Regions from separate parts of the Homo sapiens genome. Here all the other regions are linked to region 4. The links are chromatin loops, found by intact Hi-C in ENCODE. Cell type or tissue: psoas muscle. All regions are shown on one strand.

Region 1 (5,000 bases), 64 kb before region 4:
ATTCTTTTCAGATATTTTCTATTTGATTATTTAGACAAAGAGAATATGGGGAGTTGAGGGAAGAGAAGGAAGAGCATCTTCATGAAGTCCCAGCAGAAGGGTCAGACCCGCAAAGAGGCCACAGGATGGGCAGGACAACCTCAAGTGACTCTTTTTTCCATTTATGGGGGGACAAGCTCTTGCTCTGTCACCGAGGCTGGAGTGCAGGGGCACAATTATAGCTCACTGCAGCCTCAAACTCCTGGAATCGAGCGATCCTCCTGCCTCAGCCTCCCAAGTAGCTGGGACCACAAGCATGCATCACCACACCAGGTTATTGTTTTCATGTTTCATACAGATGACATCCCACCATGTTGCCCAGGTTGGTCTTGAACTCTTGGCCTCAAGTGATCCTCTCGCCTCGGCCTCCCAAAGTGCTAGGATTACAGGCATGAGCTACCATACCCAGCCCCTTTTTTGAGGTTGCAGGGAAGAGTATAAAGAGCAAGAAGTCGTAGGGATTCCAGGTAGTTGGGAAAAGAAGATGGGAATTACCAGTCTGGGCAAAGAGACATAGGAAGGCTAAGAATCCAGGGGCCACAGGAGGTGGGAAATGTGTAGGATGCAAAACAGGCAGTCAAAAGTCCCAGATCCCAAAGGCCGCCCTGAGGGCACCTGAAAACACTCAGCTCAAGTCTGATCTTCGCCAGGCTGACCCCTCTCTTGCCTGGACCTCCCCTTCTAAGTAACCCCCTTGGGGCTCCTGAGGGTCCGAGGCTGATGGCTGCAGAAGTAGGAGGCACCTTGGAGCACCTACAAGTACAGAGATGGGCCAGGCAGACCTCAGCCTGTCAATCAGTGGAAGAGGTAGGTTTAAATCTAGGTACCCAACTCCAGATCCCATACTCTGAACAAGGATACTGGGTGTTCCCTCCTCATCTATAAAATGAGGACAATAACACCTTTCTCACAGGCTGTTTTGGGAATTAGAAACAACCCACTCACCTTCCCTAGCACATCCTAGACCATACACCAAAGCTTTCATCATGGCCAGTGGGACCATGCCTGGGCCACATTCCCATCAGTTTCTGCTATAATTTGGATATTTGTCCCCACCCAAATATCATGTTGAAATGTAATCCCCAATGTTGGAAGTAGAGCCTGGTGGGAGGTGTTTGGATCATAGCGGTGGATCCCTCATGCATGGTTTAGGCCATCCCTTTGGTGCTAAGTGTGCTCCTCTCCGAGTTCACAGGAGAGTCCAGTCATTTAAAAGCGTGCGACACCTCCTTCCCCGCACTCTCACTCTCTGGCTCCTGCTTTCACCATGTGAAATACCTGCTCCCTCTTCGTCTTCCGCCATGACTGTAAGCTTCCTAAGGCATTCCCATGCCTCCTGTAAAGCCTGTGGAACTGGGAGCCAATTAAAACTCTTTTCTTCATAAATTACCCAGTCACAGATACTTCTTTATAGCAACACAAGAACAGCCTCATATTGTCTCCCAGGATGTCAATGGCTGGGCACTCACTTTGTTAATGCTGTGTTATACTCTCATTCTACTAAATGGTAATGCCTTTCCTATATCTCCCATTGTCTTACACAGGGCCAAAAAATATTGATTTTTTAAATTTCCATTTATGCAATGACAACAGTCAATCCAGGCCAAAACATGCTTGAAAAATGAGGAAAATGAAAAGATGACTTATAAGTCCAGAAACAAGAAGATGCAGGTGATATTTACCAGAGGGGCCACATGAATTATCCCATAACTATAAGGTGAGCATACTGTTTCCACCTAGAGAATCGCTGAGGTGGGTAAAGGTCAATGCATAATGTCATCTCTCAAGAAAAGAAATGGTACAGTGCCCTACGGTAGCATAGAGGGGCCCACATCCCTCACAGGACCCTGGCAAACCCGAGTTCTTTAAAACTTGGCCCAGGGGCCTGTCATTGCACAGGCATTTTCCAGACAATCTATCCCCACCCAGTCCAGGTAAGGTAGAGGCTGGAAGGGAGCTGTGCAACTCACAGGCGAGGCCTCACTTCCTTTGAACCCCAAGAATCTGAAGATTTGGAATCAAGCAGACCTGGCTTCAAGTCCCTGGCTCTTCAACCTGTAACTGAGAACCTAGCTCCAATTATTTATAATAAATTCTCTGAGCCCTCAGTTGAATGGAGATGACAACTTTCTTGGGCTGTTTAGAGCCCAAATGAGGTGACTTGTGGAAACACAGTTTAGACAGATGGCAGGACTCAAGGACTGGTAGCTCTTATTTCAACAGGGCAAGCTTTTTTCCTGATCAAGTCTAGCGTTTCCCAGGCCGATGCTGTAAGACTATACGTTGGGCCAACAGCACCACCTGGTGGTCAGTATAAGATCTGGCAAATCTCGCCCGGGGCTTCAGACCTAGTCTGGTCCTAGGGAGGCTGGCGTCACACACACAAAAAAAGACTGTCCCATAAAGAGGAACCTGGTTGAAAGAGGCCCCACAGTCAGGAAGGAAGCATAACCTGACCTATTTTCTTCCCTAAGAGAAGAAAACCTGGTAGTGTCCAAGAAACTGAACACTGGGTTCCATCCACCTTAGGTAAGACATTTCACTTCTCTGAGCTTCCATTTCTTTATTTGTATAATGAAAACAATGATACTTTATTTGTAAGTATCAAAAATGAAATAAATCTAGGTCTAGTGGCAGGCATCTAGTGAACACTCATGGCAATTTTTTATGTTTAGGAAGCAACTGCATGTGTCTGATCCCTAAAAGCTTTACCTAATCTTTAGACAACATTATGTCTTGTGTGTTTGGGGCAAGTTTTCAAGAAGAAACACTCAGTAGCGAGCCCTCTCCTGGGCCCAGCTCCCTACCTCTGAAGCCACCCTCTGCCTCTGGGGCCACTGCTTCAGGGTCAGACCTGCTTGGGGAGCACCTGTGAGAAGCTAGGGTTCTCGGGCACTGGCAAAGAAGGAGATCACCCATTCATTCATTCATCTAACAAAAGCACTGAACATTTGAGATACAAGGATGGTTTTGACATGGCTCCTGTCCCCAAGGAGCTTGCATTCTAACCGAGACAGCAGAATAATAAAGAAATACTTAATTGCTGACCAGGCGCAGTGGCTCGCACCTGTAATTCCAGTACTTTGAGAGGCCAAGGTGGGCGGATCACCTGAGGTTGGGAGTTGAGACCAGCCTGATCACCATGGAGAAACCCCGTCTCCAATAAAAATACAAAAAATTAGCTGGGCGTGGTGGCGCATGCCTGTAATCCCAGCTACTCGGGAGGCTGAGGTAGGAGAATCGCTTGAACCCGGGAGACCGAGGTTGTGGTGAGCAGAGATTGCGCCATTGCACTCCAGCCTGGGCAACAAGAGTGAAACTCTGTCTCAAAAAAAAAAAAAAAAAAAGAAAGAAAGAAAGAGAGAGAGAGAGAGAGAAAGAAATATTGAATTGCGACAGGCCAGGTACTCTGACAGAAATGTGTACTGTTTAGAAAGATAGCACAGAGGAGAAAGTAGCCAATTCATCCTGGGGGAGTCTGATGGATCGAACATTTCAACAAACACAGGAAAGAACCTACCAAGCGTGGAGCACAATGGGAGGACCTGGAGATTCAAGGATGAGTAAAACCCAATCCCTTGCCCAAAGAGGTTGTGGTCAACCCGGGTAAGGGAAAGATGCAGAGAGAACATGATGTGTGGTCTGGGACTGCAGGGGTGTTGGTTAGGGGAGCTTGAGGCAAAGTGAACAGCCTGAGCAAAGAAAGACTTAGAGTAGAGACGGAGCAGTGTCCACCAAGTGCCTTCTCCACACTCATCCTTTGTGTCTTCTGAGGTGCTTCCTCTGCTTTGGGATTCAGGAAATGCAATTTTTAAAATTCAATGCCATTTTTTAAGCCTGCTTATCCTCCACTCTGGTCCCTTTTCCCTGGGGTTGCAGATGTGCAAGGCCTGAATCACATCACCCAGAACATGCCCAGGCAAGCCCACTCCCTACTTATGTTGCCCTGGCACGGGCGACACCTCCATCCCCAACCCCCTCGGTTGTGAATCCTCTCTCCAAGGTGAACTTCTCACCAATGGCCTGGGACAGCTTCCCCAAGTGTCTACACCACTGTCCTCCCTCAACCCCCAAACTACCTGAGGCTCCAGTGTCCTTCTGCCCTACCAGCTGGAGGAGGCTGGGATGGAGGGCCATGTTATAAGGGTGCTATGGTAGAAGAGGGGCCCACAGGTTCTAGGTGCCCTTGCTGATCAGTTCCAAGAGAAGTGAGTGGAAACTACCACCCAGGCAGCTTCATTTCCTGAGAGCCTACTGTGTTCATTCACTCTTCAGTGGCAGCCGAGCAAGGCAATTAAGGGCTTAGGGCCTGGATTTCACATCCAAGTTGTATCACTTCCTGGCTGGGTGGGCTTGGATAAGTCACTTCGACTCTCAGTGCCTCCATTTCTTTTTCTGTAAAGTGTAGACTAGGGCTTTTGTGAAGATTAAATAACATAAAGTACTTAGAAGGCTGCCTGGTACAGAGCAAGAGCTCATTAACCATTAGCTATTGTACAACAATAATTATTTCTTGAGCATCTACCATGAGCCAGGACTGAAGCTGCAGCTGTGAACCAAAAAGACCTGGTCGAGAGACAAGCCATGAAAGTAAGACACAAATGTTGCTATAATCACCACTGTGATGGGCGTTATGAAGAAAATGGGTAGTATTAATGGAGAAAATAAAAGGAATAAAGAGAGGCAATGGAATTGTTAATATTTTGGGGGTAGTGAAATTTAAGCTGAGACCGAAAGGATGTGTAGGAATGAAATGAGGAGCTGTAGGAATGGATGCCAAGGTCCTGAGGCAGCCAAGAACACTGAGCCATCAGGAACTGGAGGGAGAGGGCCAGTGTGGCTGCCTTGCAGTGAACAAGAGAGAAAGGACCCTCCAGCTAGGGCTGGAGAGGCAGGTAGAAGTCGGCTGCACCTGGGCCCTAAGGCTCGAGGAAATGAGCACTTTACTCTCAGTCAGTGGG
Region 2 (5,000 bases), 100 kb before region 4:
GTCCCCTAAGGAGAGACAAATTAAGTCAGACAAAGTGAGGGCTGCTCATGATGACTTGCAGCCAGCATGTCAATCAGTAAAGGCTCTGATGAGATGTGTATATGCTGGGGGGATGGTTTGGGTTACCAGAACCTCCACAATATGCTGCCCTCACTAACCACAGCCAGAAGGTTTCCAAGCAAAACACAGATAGTGCCCACCTCATCTGTGTCAACTTCCCTGTTTAATTCATGCTTATCTCTTTAAACCCCTTCCCTTTGCAGAAGAGAAACAGATTCAAAGGCATGAGATGACTTGATCAAAGTCAGGGAGACAGAGGCAGAACTTGAGCACAGAACTCTTCACCCCCAGTCCTCTGCTCCTCATCTCCTCTGTAGTTATGCATGCAATTTTTACAGATGCATGCACTGTTTATTCATTCCTTTCTTCCCATGTTCACTCATTCATCAGAAGCCCAAGACTGGACCAATTGTAGACCTTAGAGGTGGAAGTCAGGGCAGTTCAGGTCTTTATGTTGACAATCTCAACTGGGGTAATAGAGAAACACTTATGCTGTTCTTGTCCAAAGATAGCTATGAATCAGCCTTTCTAGCTAGTCTGGCACCCAGTGGTTTATGTCCTGGTGCTGCCACAGGGTGGCTTTCTGGATTTGGTTAGCAGAGAAGAACCTCTCTTCTAAGAGTCTTCAGAGAAAGCGACCAAGTTTGTCCTATCCAAGTATTTGGGATAGTATAGTATAGGTCTGGTTGCTGCATGCAATTTTCCAAGCAGGACACCTCTCCATGCTTGAACTCTGGATAAGACAATTCCAGAGCCCCTTCAGGGCTACCGCTAGGGCTGTCTCAAACTGGATCACTCCCTTGTTTAGGACCCCACTGTAGCTAGTGCATAAGCATTCTTAGGCTTACACATTGCAACTTAGCAGGGTACTTGTCAGTTCTCCCCAGATAGCTCTCTCCTTACTTTACCGTTGAGTATAAATTCTTTAGGGTCAGGTACCAATTTTAATCATCTTTATGTTCCTAGCACATAGCACAGTGCCAGCATCACAGGTGCTCAATAAATGATCAATAAATTAAATTACAATTACTCAGCTAAATAAGAGCCAAGAGAGTAGAAAGTACTTTCTTCGCATATGAAGAGGCAAGGACTTATTGAATCTGGCACCTCAAAGGGTATCGGGACCTAAAAGTGAACAGGGACTACACAGTTAAGTCTAAGAGGGGGAAGTCAAACAAGTGAATGGACAAATACACATCACAGAACAAGGGTATCTAGCCCAACTGGGGAGGTGGAAACATGGATTGAAGCATTTATTCTACCTTTAGAAGTTATTGCACCTCTGCTTTTCACTAGTCACAGAACAGGTCACTCTGACTCATCTATTCTCTCCCTCCTCCTCAACCTGATCAATAGCATCCAGTTGCAGGTAGACCACCTAGGTGTGGAGGTGAAGCCAGGAAATGCAGCTCCTCCTCATCCAATGAAACAGGCCCAGTCAATAACCAGCATAAGATCTAACAGCCGGGAATATTTGTTTGTACAATCAGTCTGGGGCTCAAACCCACAAGTGTAACTGGGAAAATGCCCTAGCCTAGTAGTCTGCCCATCCCCAGGACAGATGCCTAAGGATGGGTAGTCTGTGTTTTGCACAAAGATACCTAGTGGCAAGGTTAAGCAGGGGTAGAAATCCAACCTGCGTTTTAATTGACAAGCCATGTGCCTGACTCAAGGCTGTGTCAGCTCAAGAAAGGCACTATCAGCCTGGCCAAGCTCTGCCCTTATTTCCAGAGGGGGCACGTTGTACTTAAGGATACCCCGTAGGCTGGCAGAGGCCCTGTCTGTGTCACAGCAAAGCAGCTGGTTGGCTGGGGGTGGGATAGAAGGCAACAGCATAAACCAGACAACGGCACCTTCCCAAGCTGGAGAGCTTGGTAGGAGGCCTGGGTGAAGCACCCATGCCAAAGGAACTGAGCTGCAGTGTTCAAAACCCGACTGAGCTGCACTGTGTGCGCACTGAGGGCAGCGCAGGGGGGAATTCAACTCCACCTCAGATATTTCTTATCACGCACACCTCACGGTTAGCTCTGAGCTAAAAACACCGCCTCTAGCCTGGGACAAACCTGAACCTGACCCACACCACCACACCCCCCACCCCCCAAGCCTCTGGCTACCTTCTCCTTTCTAAAAAAATAACCCCCCAGGAAGCGCTCCACGTGCTGCTGGTGCGAGCGCCGGCGCGGCGCACTAAATCATCGCTGGCGTCCACATTTCAAAGCGGAGCCGGAGGAGTGCCGGTGATTTCTGGGTGCCACACCGATCACTCCCAAGCTCTGATCTATGGATTGTTTTGATTTCCTCCTTTGAACTCTTCCTATCCCGCTCCAGCGGCAGACAGAGATACTGAATTAAGCGACAGACAAGTTGGAGACAATGAGCGCCGGGGGCCCCCTCCCTCCCCCGGCTCCCCTCCCCCCTCCTCCCCGAAATTTGCAGACATCTGCTAGCTGGAGCCCAGCGTTGGAGTCATAAAGAAGAGCTGGCAGGAGAGTGATGTACAGCCCTGGGCCCTCCCGAGTGACTGGCGTTAACCTCCAACGGAGAGACGCTCACCCCGTTTACGACGGAGCCCTTTGTTTTACACCACTCAGCAGAGGTGCCTTGGCCATACTGAAGATTTAACCAAATTATAATGAATGATCCTCAGCAGCGCTGTGCCCCTAATTAGAACAAGTCGCACAGACATATTGTCTCCCTGATTTCCTCTGTTCCATTTCTCGCACTCTCTTTCTCTGCTCAGGACACATGGGCCCCATTAAACATTCTAGTATTTAATGTGGTTCCTTTAAATTACTTCTCAAGTTTTCGAGTTCCATTTAGAATTGGATTTTACTCTTTGGACTGTGTTTTTGATTTGGGGCTTTGTACGTTTCGTAACCGCTCTTTTTCTCCACCTAGTGGAGATTTTGGACACCACTTAGTAATACACGCGGCTGCAGGACAGGCAGCCAAGCCTCTGCGGATTGGAAGGTGGTCCACTGGGACCCTCCATTCACTGGAGACTTCTTTTGCACTTCTCCTGGAGGAGAAAGAAGAACTTGATGCAAACATAGGCTGACATTGTCGATTTTATGACCCTCGGTCTGATCACCTCATCCCCATCACAATTAAAGGGGTGAGGACTTTCTAGGTGTATCATAATTTATACTTTTGCTATAAGAGGGAAAAACACTTTCCTTGGCCCATCCTGGAGGTCAGTGTAAAAAGAATATATATTTGAATTCACTTAAGATGATCATGGCCTCAACTCTGTAGAATCCATGTTCTGGAGAAAAGGAGTTTTCGCCTTTAACAAAGCAGATATGAAGACTTACACTTTTTACAGAGGTTGGCAACAAAGACAAATCAAAAGCATGCATCAGGCAGCCCAGTAAGCTGAAATTCTGTCTTTCTTGGTAACTTGTATGTATAAATTTTACCCTATGTGTCTGGATTTAGAAGCACTACATACACACACCCACACCCAGATAGGGATCTAGAGGGAGAGCACTGAAGAGATTCCAGGGGAAGATAGCATCAACCACAGCCGCTGGCTGGGTCTGTGTGAAGACGGATTCCACACCCTTCCTGGGTTCATAAGCAGCAACTAAGAGTTCCTTAGATTAGGAATATTCTGGGGGAAGCCTCTGAGTTGGAAGGGTTTTTTAGATACTCTGGTTCCCCCTACCCCCGCCACCCTATGCCAGGAAGCTCTCTAATACATGCCGGCAGATGTCCACGTGGTCTCTGAAGACAAGACACCTCAACCCCCCAAGACAGCCTGGGGCATCTGAGAGTTGCTCCAAGGCATGCAGTGGAGCCAGAAAGGCAGAAACCCTGAGAATCCATTTGTGCAATCTTGGGGAAGGCATTCAATGTCTGTGATATCTCACTCATTCAACAAGTATTTACCAGGTCATGGTCTAGGTGCTGAAGATACAGCAGGATGCAATTTCTTGATCGTTCCAATTACCTGGATCCATAGCATGGAAATAATAGCTCACCTTACAAATGGGCTCCTGCTTTTGACACTTGTAAGTGGTATACAACTGACACTATTTCTCTTGATTATAATGATCAGAAAGGTTGTCTTTATTTACAGGAAGGTGTATTCCCTATATCTTGCACCCTTTGGTTTTAGTTCTACCTCAGCTTCTTCCTCAATGGCATGCATCTCTCTCACAAATCCTGTTTGCATTTCCAGGCAGAATGTTCTCTGATCCTTCAGCCTCTCCTCACACCACATAATTTCTTGAACTTTCTTCATCTTAAGCAGTCTATCTCTGAGCACACTCTGATTCATCAATGCCATTCCCAAAATCTGATGCCCCAAATTGAATATGATACTCCAGATATCATCTGACTAAAAATATAATGAGAACACTCCTTCCCATGAGTACAGAAGATTTCTCTGAATACTTCTGTCTCTTGTTGCATTGGATTGTTAGCAATCATATCACACTCTTGGCTTATTCTGAGCTGGTGGTCATGGAAAAGCCTCAGATATTTTTCACGTGATTTCCTGCCAAGGCGATGAGCCCTCCTCTGGTTTTTTTGTCGCTTGTTTTTTGCATGTAAATGCCAGACTTTCCATTCAGGCCTGTTCAGTTGTGTCTTATTGTTTTTGACCCAACATTCCAACCTGTCAGGACCACTCTGGGCCCTCATTCTGTCACCTCTGGTATTAACTCTCCCTCTCAGATGTGTGACATCTACACCTTTGATCAGTTTGCCTCCTGAATTTTCATCTAATGATAAATCAGACAGGATCAAGGTTAGAGCTGCTGGCACTTTGTAAGAAACCTCCTTGAAGGTTGATATCCATTGTCATGAGTTGGACCCATGCACCTTCAAGAAGCAAGGAGCAGGAACCTGGAGCAGGACTCTATGCACACCCACTCCTATGACTTCCTTTGACTTCCCTCTGATCCCGCCTTCCTCTTCCTCCCTCCTGAAATCCA
Region 3 (5,000 bases), 280 kb before region 4:
TCGGGCACTCTAAAAGCTATCCACAGTCATGCGGTGCCTTTAAAATAACTTTCAACAAGCTTATGTTGCATGAGGTAGGGCCAGTAAAAGCCAGCTGAGAGAACAACAATCTCACTGGGAAAATTCATCTGAGTCTCATCTGGGATTCCCACTTTGGCTTTATCCCCAGACTTTAGATTTCTCCCTTCAAAATGGCTTAGTGTCTCCTCATGGGCCTGCCTACTGCTGAACTTCCTGCCCAACTGACCAAGCTAAAAAAGCCTGAAGCTCAATCTCATGCTTTCATCACTGGCCCTGAATACTCTGCTGAGTCTTGTCACCACAGGAGTGGCAAGAACTAGAAAGCAGGGGAAAACGGCTGTAAGACCATACACTGCCATTCACTAGTTCACTCTAGCTAGCTTTTCACTCAACTTGGCGGACTGAATGTCAGACCTACTGTGTGTTTGTTGGGAGGACCAGGTTTGTGGATATTCTTAATGAGTAGGTTTTAAGTACAGATTAAAGGCCTATCAAGAAATTTTGAAAATAAAATATAACACTGGGTAGTGTTTTAGTTTTAAAACTTCCACAATCAGAGAGAGAGATTAACCTTGCATGACTCACATAATGAATACCTTCTATCTGGAAGTTAGGTAATACCAAATTTCCAAATGTTCCTGAAAAATAAATCCTAAAGTTTCAGAGCTGGAAGGGAACTTAAGCATCATGTAGACTAACTACCTCTTCTTACAGTTGAGTAAATGGGCCCCAAGAAGTTAATGGCTTGCCCAAGTCATCGAGTGAAATTAAATAGAAAGCCTACTACAAATTCCAGGGTCATAAGAAAAAATATGTTTAACCAACAGCCCCTCCTTGAGATGGAATAACAAAAAAGCTCATGGCCCATGTCTATCAAGATCTGGAAAACTTTCGTCATCTATATATACAGAGAGACACAAAAATCTGAGTGAATTTTATGCAAATAGGCTTCAAGGAAACTACTATTGTACTTTATAATGAAAATATCATTAAAATGACTTTGATAACCCAAAAATCAAAATGGAACAACCTAAAATGGACTACTCTAGAAATGTAAGGATGTTTAAATTATTTAAGATTAAACTGTTAAGGCCGTTTTGAACTTTAGAAGCCCTTACTCTATATGTAAGAAAGTAGTAAGTCTAATATATGAAGTTAATTATTTTCTATTAACATAGGTCCAAAAACCTCTACTTAGCAAAAATATTCCAGTAGAGCTTTGCTTTTCTAGTTCACATATAAGAACTAGGACTACATTTCTTTCTTAAGATATTCTGAAATTCAGGCTTTATCATATGCCTTCACAATATCTTAATGAGGAATATTTAATTATAATCTGGGATATAATAACCCTTTATATGTATGAGCAATGTACCCTGAGGCATCACAAAGCACTTTCGAATTCATTATTTCAACTAATCATCCCAGCAACCCTGGGAGGTATAAATGGAAAATGTTTTGGCCACATTTTACAAATAAAGCAACTAAGGCTCAAAAAGGTCAAGTGACTTGCTATGAGTTAGTATAGTGCTAATAAGTGATATATTCCAGCTAGCATCTAAGTCTTCTACTATTTTCACTAAATGACAGAGCTTCTCTGGTAAAAATACGCAAAACAAAAAATATTACAAAAAGAGAGGTATTTTCTGGCTTAACAAATCTATGTTAAAAATATTTTACTCTTGCTCAAAGCCAATATTGCGGAAAATGGATCATCTTGGACTCTCAGGGAAATGTATTCCTTTTTAATCACTGCTTGATAACTTAGTGTCTTTTACCATTTTATTCCAAAGCAAATAGATGAAGTCTGGCGTGAAATGAGATGGATCATGGATGCTCTACAGTATGCAAGATACAAACAACCAGTTTCTGGCTTGCCCATCACTAAGCTGATAGACCCCTCAGATGAGCAGAGCCTAAAGAAGATCAATTCTACATCATCATCACATATAGACTGTCTTCCATCCCCACCCCCATCCCCAGAGATGCACAGAAGAAAGACAGTGAGTGGTAAGCAATGAGATCTGAAGTTCTGTTGTTTAGTCCCTGGACTTTTGATCCTCTCTTCACTGATGAGGACTTTTATGCTGAGGTATTGGTTCCAGAAAGTGGATGAAAACACTGCTCAGGGGTAAGAGTCTAACAGCATAGAGGAAACAAAATCAGAATAGTAGAGGAATAGGAAAACTAGAGCAGTAACCTAAGATCAATGCCATTTAGGGACAGGGAAGAGTCATTCCAGTTCTAGGTCACACTTACAAGATGCAAAAGGATATAAAACAGGGATACAGCTTCAAAGATGCAGACTGGGGACCACTGTGATGCCAAGTGAGGGCCACAAAAGCCAAGGGAATCTGAGCAAGACAAACTAAGGAAAGAGAACAGGCCCAACCTCTATTAAATAGCATCTGACAAGAACGAGGCAGGAAACAGGCCCAAACCTGGGTGAGAGTTTGGGAAAAACTTCCCATCCATATAGCACAATGTTCTAGAGTGGAAGGTGGGAAAGAGAGAAACCTTGGATAAACTAGAATCCTGAAACTGAGTCCATGTAAGTAGCTTGGCCTCATCATGGACATAATGAACTTTAAACAAGCTGGAGAAGATACCTAGCAAGGCACCTCTCCACCCTTGAGTATGAAGTCTAACAGCAAAAACCTGACTGGGTTAATATGAATTTCTACAAAATACCTCTATGCTTATAAGCAGAAAGAAAGCATACTAGGTAAAGGCAATAAAAAGCTCTTAGCCATGCTAAGGCTAGTGCCATTTTCTAGTCAATTAAAGTAATGGCGATTCAAAGCATCTTTCTTGATTCTATAGTTTGCAAGAGCTCCAATTTTGTAAGCTTCATAATATTTTTAATAAATAGGCCTGATTTGTGGATTTGTCCCATAGGGGGCAGCATGGTGTAACAGAAAGAGCTTGCACTTAGAAATCAGAGACCTGGATTCAAATCCCAGCTTTGTTTTACTAGCTGTATGAGCTTGAACAGATTACTACATCTGACACTCAGTTTCCATGTATGTAAAATGAGAATAATACCTATACCTTGAAGAGTTACTTGTGAATAAGGTAAACTATATCAATGATGCATGTCATATAATAGACAATATATTGTCAATACCCTATTTAATGTTATTTTTATTATAGAAAACTTTACTGGGAATCTGAGCCTTTTCTATGAGTAAGTTTGTGTCTGCACCTATATTTTTAAAACTCCAATGTGTAAAGTCAAAACTTGGCAAGTGGAAGAACTTAGGAGACAGCTAATTTACATTACCAAAGGAGTCTATGACTTACCAAATAACAAAATATTTAAGTAGAGTTTCTAGAGTGCATTTTTATAGACTGCCACTGGGCTAGAGATACAAATCAAATATCATCTCTGCCAGAAGTTAGGCTAATAAGAGAAACAGATATATTAACAAAAAATTACCTGGTAATTGCCTACCTGCTATGAAGTTATCAGTATTAAACTCTTATGATCAAAGAGAGCCTCCTGGAGGAGATGACAGAATCTGGTATGAAGGATAAGCAGGAGTTGAGCAGAAAAACAGGAAAGAGAAGAGCATTATAGGCAGAGAAAGCAGATTGTACAACTGTTTGTAGTTTAGGGAATTGCAAGCAGTTTGGCTGAAACTCAGGATCTAAGAACATTGTTCATTCTTTTCTTTCTATTTAAAAACTATATATTTACTGGCCACCCTCTATGTGCCAGGCTCTCTTCGAAGTAACAGGGATACAGTGATACATAAAGCAAAATATCTGCTCCCATAGAGCATACTTACATTCTAGAAACAGGGACAAAGAGTGAAAACATAAACAAACAAGATAATTTCAGATCGTGAAAATTCCAGTGTATAATACAAAACAGCAGTAGGGGTGGGAGTAGGCAGGAAGTGTGTTGAATTCACTAGGATGATGATCAGCAGAGACCTATCTGGAAAGATGACATTTGAACCAACCCCAGAAGAAGAAGCTAGTAATGCAGAGTTCTGGAGTTGGAATATTCCAGACAATAAAACAGCAAAAGGCCCTGAGGTAGGTGAGGGACAGAAAGAAGGCCAAGATCTTTGACACACAGTGAACAAAAGGGCGGATCGTGAGAGACAGGGTAGAGAGCAAGACAGAAGCCAGAAGCCAGAGTAGGCAGGGTTCTGCTGGTCATAGTAAAAAGTCTGGATTTTATCCCGCTTGTGATGGAAAGCCATTGGAAACTTTTAAGCAAGGATTGATATAATCTGATCTGTAAAATCAAATCTGGTTGCTGTATGAAGAGACCATAAGGGAAAATTATTGAAGCAGGGAGGCAACTTAGAAAGTTATTAACAAAGGAGACACCAAGTTTTCTGGCTTGGGTGCCTCATGGTATCATGATGGCACTTGCCAAAAAAAAAGGTAAGAGAGAAGGAAAAACAAGCTTGGGTGGTTGGGCATGTTGAATTTGCGTTGGCTTTGGAACATTCCGTAAAAAAGAAACATTCAGGAGAAAACAAGCTGCATGGAGTCTAGAACTCAGGAAAGAAAACTGAGCTAATATTATAGATTTAAGAATTTGTTTACATGTGAATGATGTTTGAAGCTAGGAAAATGCTTGGGATTCCCTGGAAAGAGGAGGTAGAATAAGAAGAGGAGACTGTGGAAGGATCCCTGTGGAATGGAGCATCAAGACCTATTAGACTAAGAAGGAACAACCAGAGAAAGAAGATTAAAAAAACAAGAGAGTAGTGGCACAGAATCAAAATGTGTAGAGAAAGGTTAAATTCAAAACCTGAAAAGCTTCAGTTGTTTTGCTTTTCTCAACAAGGAAGTCATCAGTGATCTAGATGAGAGCAGTTTTTGAAAAGAAAGAAATAGAAACTGAACAGAAGCTAATCAGGGATTAAATGAGAGGTAAAGAAGTAGGACAGGAATTTTCACTCTTTTAAAATCTTGGCTGCAAAAGGGAAGAAGGAGGGAAGGTAGTAGCTAGAGAA
Region 4 (5,000 bases):
TTCTCTCCACTCCAACCCTGCAGGGCTTTTCTCTGTTTTCTCAAACCTTCCACATGTTCAATTTCAGGGTCTAGCACAAGCTTGGAACACTCCACCTCCTCTCTGCCTAGCTACCTGCTGTTCATTCCAGACAGCAATCCTCTGGAGGCCTTCCCTGATCTCTGGGCCAAAATAGGGTCCCCTCACCCCTATATAAACTCCATAGCACTCTGAGCACACTGGCCTTCTCCTTCTCCTTCCCAACACTCAGCAGAACAGTAATTATTTTTCCCCGTTAGGCTGCATCCTCCATGGAGATGGACCCACCAATATCCCCACACCTAGTACTGTGTCCATGAATATAGCAAGTGGTTCCTAAATATTTGGAGACTGAGTGGTAACTGTGAGAATCACTCCCAAGCAGCCTGAGTCCCCACCCCCACAAAGAGATCTGAGTCTTCCTCTCCATCCACTTTCTGAAGAAAACTCAACAGTATGCATTTTGGTCTTGGAGAACGTGGTGTCTCGTGACACCACTGGGAATACTGACAAAAATGTGGCTGTAGTGGGTTCACCCAGCTCTCAGGAAGGAATAAGTGTCAGGTCATGCTGCATCATCCACAGGAAGAGCATGAGCTGGTGCTGACAGCGTGGGGTGTCCCAAGCCTTTGGTCTTGGGTTTCTCTTCCTAGAGTATTTATATCCATCCGGAGAAGCCGGCTGGCATCATTAATTGTGAGCGTGTGTCCACTCAAAGCAGCCATATACCAAATATATCGAGTATCAAGCCTAATATGGATATCCTTGTTGATTTATATATTGTTAATAAGCAACAAGAAGTGAATGCCTAAGGTGGGATGCCAAATGTTTGTCTTCCTTTGTCTTCTCAAACGTGCAAGGTTGTTGGTTTGGTGTACTGTTCGTTTTTCATGGAAGAATGACTTTTTAAAAGAGAAAGAGGGAGTTATGAGGCCCACAGTCATTTGATGAACTGAATAAGGACAAACATCCAGGTCACAAGTGGCAGCAAAGAATGCAAATTCTGTGTCCAGTGTCTCAAAATAAGAACCACTAACACTTAGTGGAGATTTGTGCCAAGCACCATTCAAAACAAATACACTAATTCATTTCATCCTCATGATACCTCTGAGAGGTAGGGGCTACTATTACCCCCATTTTGCAAATGAGGAAACCAAGACCCAGAGAGGCTTAAGTGACAGTCCAGTTTAGCAAGCAGTAGAGTTGGAATTTTCACCCAGGAACTCAAACTCCACAGTTCAGAAGTAGTCGGGCCCCATGGAGATCCATCCAGTCCAAAGCAAAGACAAACCCAAAGGCCCACTTCCAGAGGACTCAGACTACTGCCCTAATTTGGTCTTTTCTCTCTTGAGGGCCACAGAGAAACCATAGCCACAGTGCTGACCTCAAGGAGTTTACATTTTTGCAAGGAGATCAAACAAGAGCACAATGTATTTACAGTAACATAAATTAGTAAGTGTGAAATGCCATGCAAGGGATTTAGACGCTGCCCAAGGAGAGAGAGGTCTGAAGCATCGACTGATGGGTCTGTCTTCCTGCTCTGCCGTTGCCAGGTTCTGTAACTGTGGGCAAGTCGGTTGCCCCCGCTAAGGATAAACTTTCCAATCTGTAAAATGGGATGATGATGATGATGATGATGACGATGATGACGTCATTTCTAGTTCCTATCTCACAGGGCTGATGTAAGGATTAAATGAGAGAAAGCATGCAAAGCATTTAGGACAGGGATATGATATGTTCAGTATGCACCGGCCCTTATTTCTAGCAGAGGAGTTCGGGATATCATATATTCACTCACAAACATATATTAAGCACCTCCTAACAATGCACTAGGAACTGTGCCAGGTGCTAGGGCTACAAAGAAGAATGAGACAGTAGCCAGGCTTTCAAAAAGCTCATCCTCCAGAGAAAGGGACAGTGGGGGAGGCAGGCTGCCAGGACAGTAGGAGTCTTGAGTCCTTGCAAAAAGAATCGGAGAGGGTGCCTTGGAGGAGGGTGACGGGAATGCAGGAATGGGGTGAGGGTGTTTCCCACATGTACAAAGCAACGGCAAGCAGGCAGCTTCAGGGCTTCCTATCTGCCAAGTGGGTAGGATTGGGGATGGGCCTTGATGACCACACACAGTTGATTCCAGGGACACTCAGTTCGAGATTCCAGGCAGGTAGCTCTGATGTTGTGAAGTCTGCCTCCAAGTCCTGAAGTTCTCTTTACCTCCAGACTCAGCTTGAGACAAGAGAATAAGTACTGAACATTGAAGTAGAAATCCAAGTGGGTTTTTCTTTTCTTTTTTTGTGCCCTGTTATTTGCCTGTTAGCTAGACTGAGGATAAAACTGAATTTATGTCTCACCAAGGAGGCACAGGAAAGTGAAGAGAGAGAGAGATTATACAGGGTTTTTTTTTTTTTCCTTCAAAGTGTCTCCTCTGCAGACGCCTGGTGCAGCTCTGTCTCCGGGGAGCGGTTCACCCTCCAGAAAATATGACACTTTATTTCCTGCCCTTGTTTGCTAACACACCCCATTACCATCCATCTCAGTTTCATGTAACTGCCAACCGGCATTAACGCCCTCCTCCTCGCCGAGGCAGAAAATAGAAAAGGAAGAATTCAGCAGATTTTCCCCGGTGGCCCCCTCGGCGGCACCAAGATAACCAGCGCAGAAACCACAATTGGATCCTTATTCCTCCAGCCCAGGAATGCGAAGGACGGGACGGTTTAACCGCCTTCTGCATTTTCCTGCAAAGAGAGCCGGCTTGTTATTTCGGTTGTCTGGGCTCCCTTCTTTACTACGGAGAAAGATACATTAATTAATTTTTTTTTTTAATGTTAGGCAGGAAATGTTGCAAACTGTCAAGAGCTGTCAGCGGGCGCCTGCCCCAATCAGGTAAGCGGCGCGCGGGCGCCTGCGGCGGAGACACACTGACCCCTAGTGGCCGACCGGGCCCTCGCAGCCCCCGCGCCCGCCCTCGCTCCGGGCGGCCAGAGTCGCAGTCAAGTCGCTCTTTGCACAGAGCAGCTCTGTGTGGACTGGCGGGGGTGTGGCCGGTGCTGTGTCTCCACCGCCCGCCCCAACGCAAGCACGCGCGCACATACACCCCATGTCCATTTGCTCTTCCAAACCAGAGAAGCAATTTCTGCTCTCCTTGTCCAATTCCAGAGAACACAGATGCCTGAGAACCTTAAGCAGTGTGCCTCTGTGCTGTTGCTCAGGCATGTGCCTCTGCTCTTGAGGAGTGACGGGAAAGACAGACAGGGTCCCAGTGTGACACAGGGCTGAGAGGAAGGAAGGGGGTGGCGTTTGTGGAGACTCCCAGTACCAGACACTGTGCACACGGTTATCCCTTGGAGCCTGATGATAGCCCCAGATTTGGAAACTGAGGCCCCAGCTGTCACATGGCTTGTCCAGGTCACAAAGCTGATGTTTTTATTCATTTGTGTTGATTTTAATAAACAAATGTTTACATAGCTCTTGTCTGCCAGGCTTTCTTCTAGTGCTTTACCTATATTAAAATTACCTGTGTGGAATCCTCATCACAACCCTGTAAGTACTACTATTGCCTCCATTTCCCAGATGAGAAAACCGAGGCACACAGAGAGGTTAAGTAACTAGTGAGCGTGAGTCTAGTGTTTAATCTAGGCAGCCTGGCTTCAGAGTGCTCTCAGCCACTGCACTGGGCTGTGTGTGTATGTGTGTGTGTGTACCCCATGGATACTAGTTAAAAGGAGACCAGGATTCTAGTCTGCACATCACGGGCTCAAAAACCCAAGCTGTTCTGCGTGTACCTCCTTTGTTCCCTAAGGATGAAGTGCTACAGCAATGCAGGACAGGCGGCAGTAATTCTGGCTGTCGCAAAAGGAAGGCAACTTGTGGAAGAGGTGTCTGATGAACTCCTTGAAGACATAGACCGTGTCATCACCTTCAGAGCCTCATTCGCGCCTGGCGCACAGTGGGTGCTTAATAAAAGCTGAACTGGACTGGACCTTGAGGGAAGGTCCAAGGAAGGTGTGAAGGCAGGAGGGAGGCTAAGCAAGTTGCAAGAACCACAACACTGCCGTAGAGAAACACAGGTCCCCTAGCACTCCGTGAAAACACATTTTCAGACACACCCACACTGCATATTCTCTTTTTGGCCAGGACGAGGGGATGAGCTAACTGCAACTGAGCAGCTCCTACTCCACAGTGATGCGATTAATGCCACCTAAAATGTGTGTCCCCACTTTAGTTTTTCTTATTTGCATTTCACAGTAGCCCCATGAAGTAGGTATAACCAGCCTCTATTTTAACATGAGAAGATGGAGGCCTTTTCCAAATGGACTAAGTAATGTGTCTCAGGTTTTCCTAATAAGCAAAGACCTGCAACCCTGGCTTCCTGACTCCAAAGCTTATCCCTTCTCATGCTGTTGCTGTCAGCCAGGACCCCATGCGCAGAAAGCCCAGCCTCTCCATCCCCCACCCAAGCAGCTCTGGCCTTCTCTCAAGCAGCCCCTTGAACTGGCCAGGCTTGTTCCTGCCTAAGACCTTTCCCTGAGCCATTCCCTCAGCCTGAAATGCCCTTCCTGTACGTGGGTCTTCACACAGTCGGCTCCTTCCTGTCATTCCGGTGTCAGCTCAAATGTCACCTCCTCCAAAAAGCCTTCCTTGTCCACCCAACCTAAAATAGCCTTCCAGTCACTCTGTTGCATCACGGTTTTATATATTTCCCAGCAGGTATTAATCTCCGGTAATTTCTTATTCAGTTACTATTGTTAGACTCATCTCATGTATAATAAGGGGTATCAATTACAGAGTGCAAACCGATAATGTCCTAAGCAAAGTTCCAAAAGCTTTACTCACAGTGAGCCATGAAATTTTCACAACCACCCTTTACTGTGGATGCTGTCCTTAACCCTCATTTTACAGAAGAGGGAACTGAGGCAGGAAAGGTTCAGTAACCTGTCCAAGATTTCACCCTGAGTAAGCTGTGCTCTAGTCACTACAAAAACATC

What was found. Hi-C counts contacts between places; a loop is a spot of excess contacts. Peaks named below come from ENCODE experiments on the same cell type or tissue, not always from the same donor. Only the 100,000 strongest peaks of a DNase experiment are listed, where the experiment ranks them.
Region 1: it touches region 4 in a loop (2.9-fold over the local background); 27 of 110 quality-filtered maps call a loop at or near these places.
Region 2: it touches region 4 in a loop (2.8-fold over the local background); 11 of 110 quality-filtered maps call a loop at or near these places.
Region 3: it touches region 4 in a loop (4-fold over the local background); 17 of 110 quality-filtered maps call a loop at or near these places.

The regions. Positions count from the first base shown.
Region 1 is chr17:56,713,728-56,718,727 of GRCh38, forward strand. No RefSeq gene overlaps it. Among named protein-coding and RNA genes, the nearest start is that of C17orf67, 120 kb to the right of the region's middle. In psoas muscle, a CTCF peak has its summit at 2,350 (motif pointing left); a DNase peak (open chromatin) is centred at 2,354.
Region 2 is chr17:56,676,396-56,681,395 of GRCh38, forward strand. No RefSeq gene overlaps it. Among named protein-coding and RNA genes, the nearest start is that of NOG, 85 kb to the left of the region's middle. In psoas muscle, CTCF peaks have their summits at 628 and 2,971 (motif pointing left); no DNase peak of the experiment used is centred here; H3K4me3 peaks cover 1,064 bases; H3K27me3 peaks cover 677 bases.
Region 3 is chr17:56,497,068-56,502,067 of GRCh38, forward strand. ANKFN1 (ankyrin repeat and fibronectin type III domain containing 1) reads left to right here. Exons shown (of 21, transcript NM_001370326.1): 20 at 1,815-2,031. Among named protein-coding and RNA genes, the nearest start is that of NOG, 94 kb to the right of the region's middle. In psoas muscle, a CTCF peak has its summit at 2,926 (motif pointing right); no DNase peak of the experiment used is centred here; H3K27ac peaks cover 788 bases.
Region 4 is chr17:56,777,454-56,782,453 of GRCh38, forward strand. No RefSeq gene overlaps it. Among named protein-coding and RNA genes, the nearest start is that of C17orf67, 54 kb to the right of the region's middle. RefSeq lists a silencer at 2,848-3,087. In psoas muscle, CTCF peaks have their summits at 2,926 (motif pointing left) and 3,126; a DNase peak (open chromatin) is centred at 2,948; H3K4me3 peaks cover 1,019 bases; H3K27ac peaks cover 1,137 bases.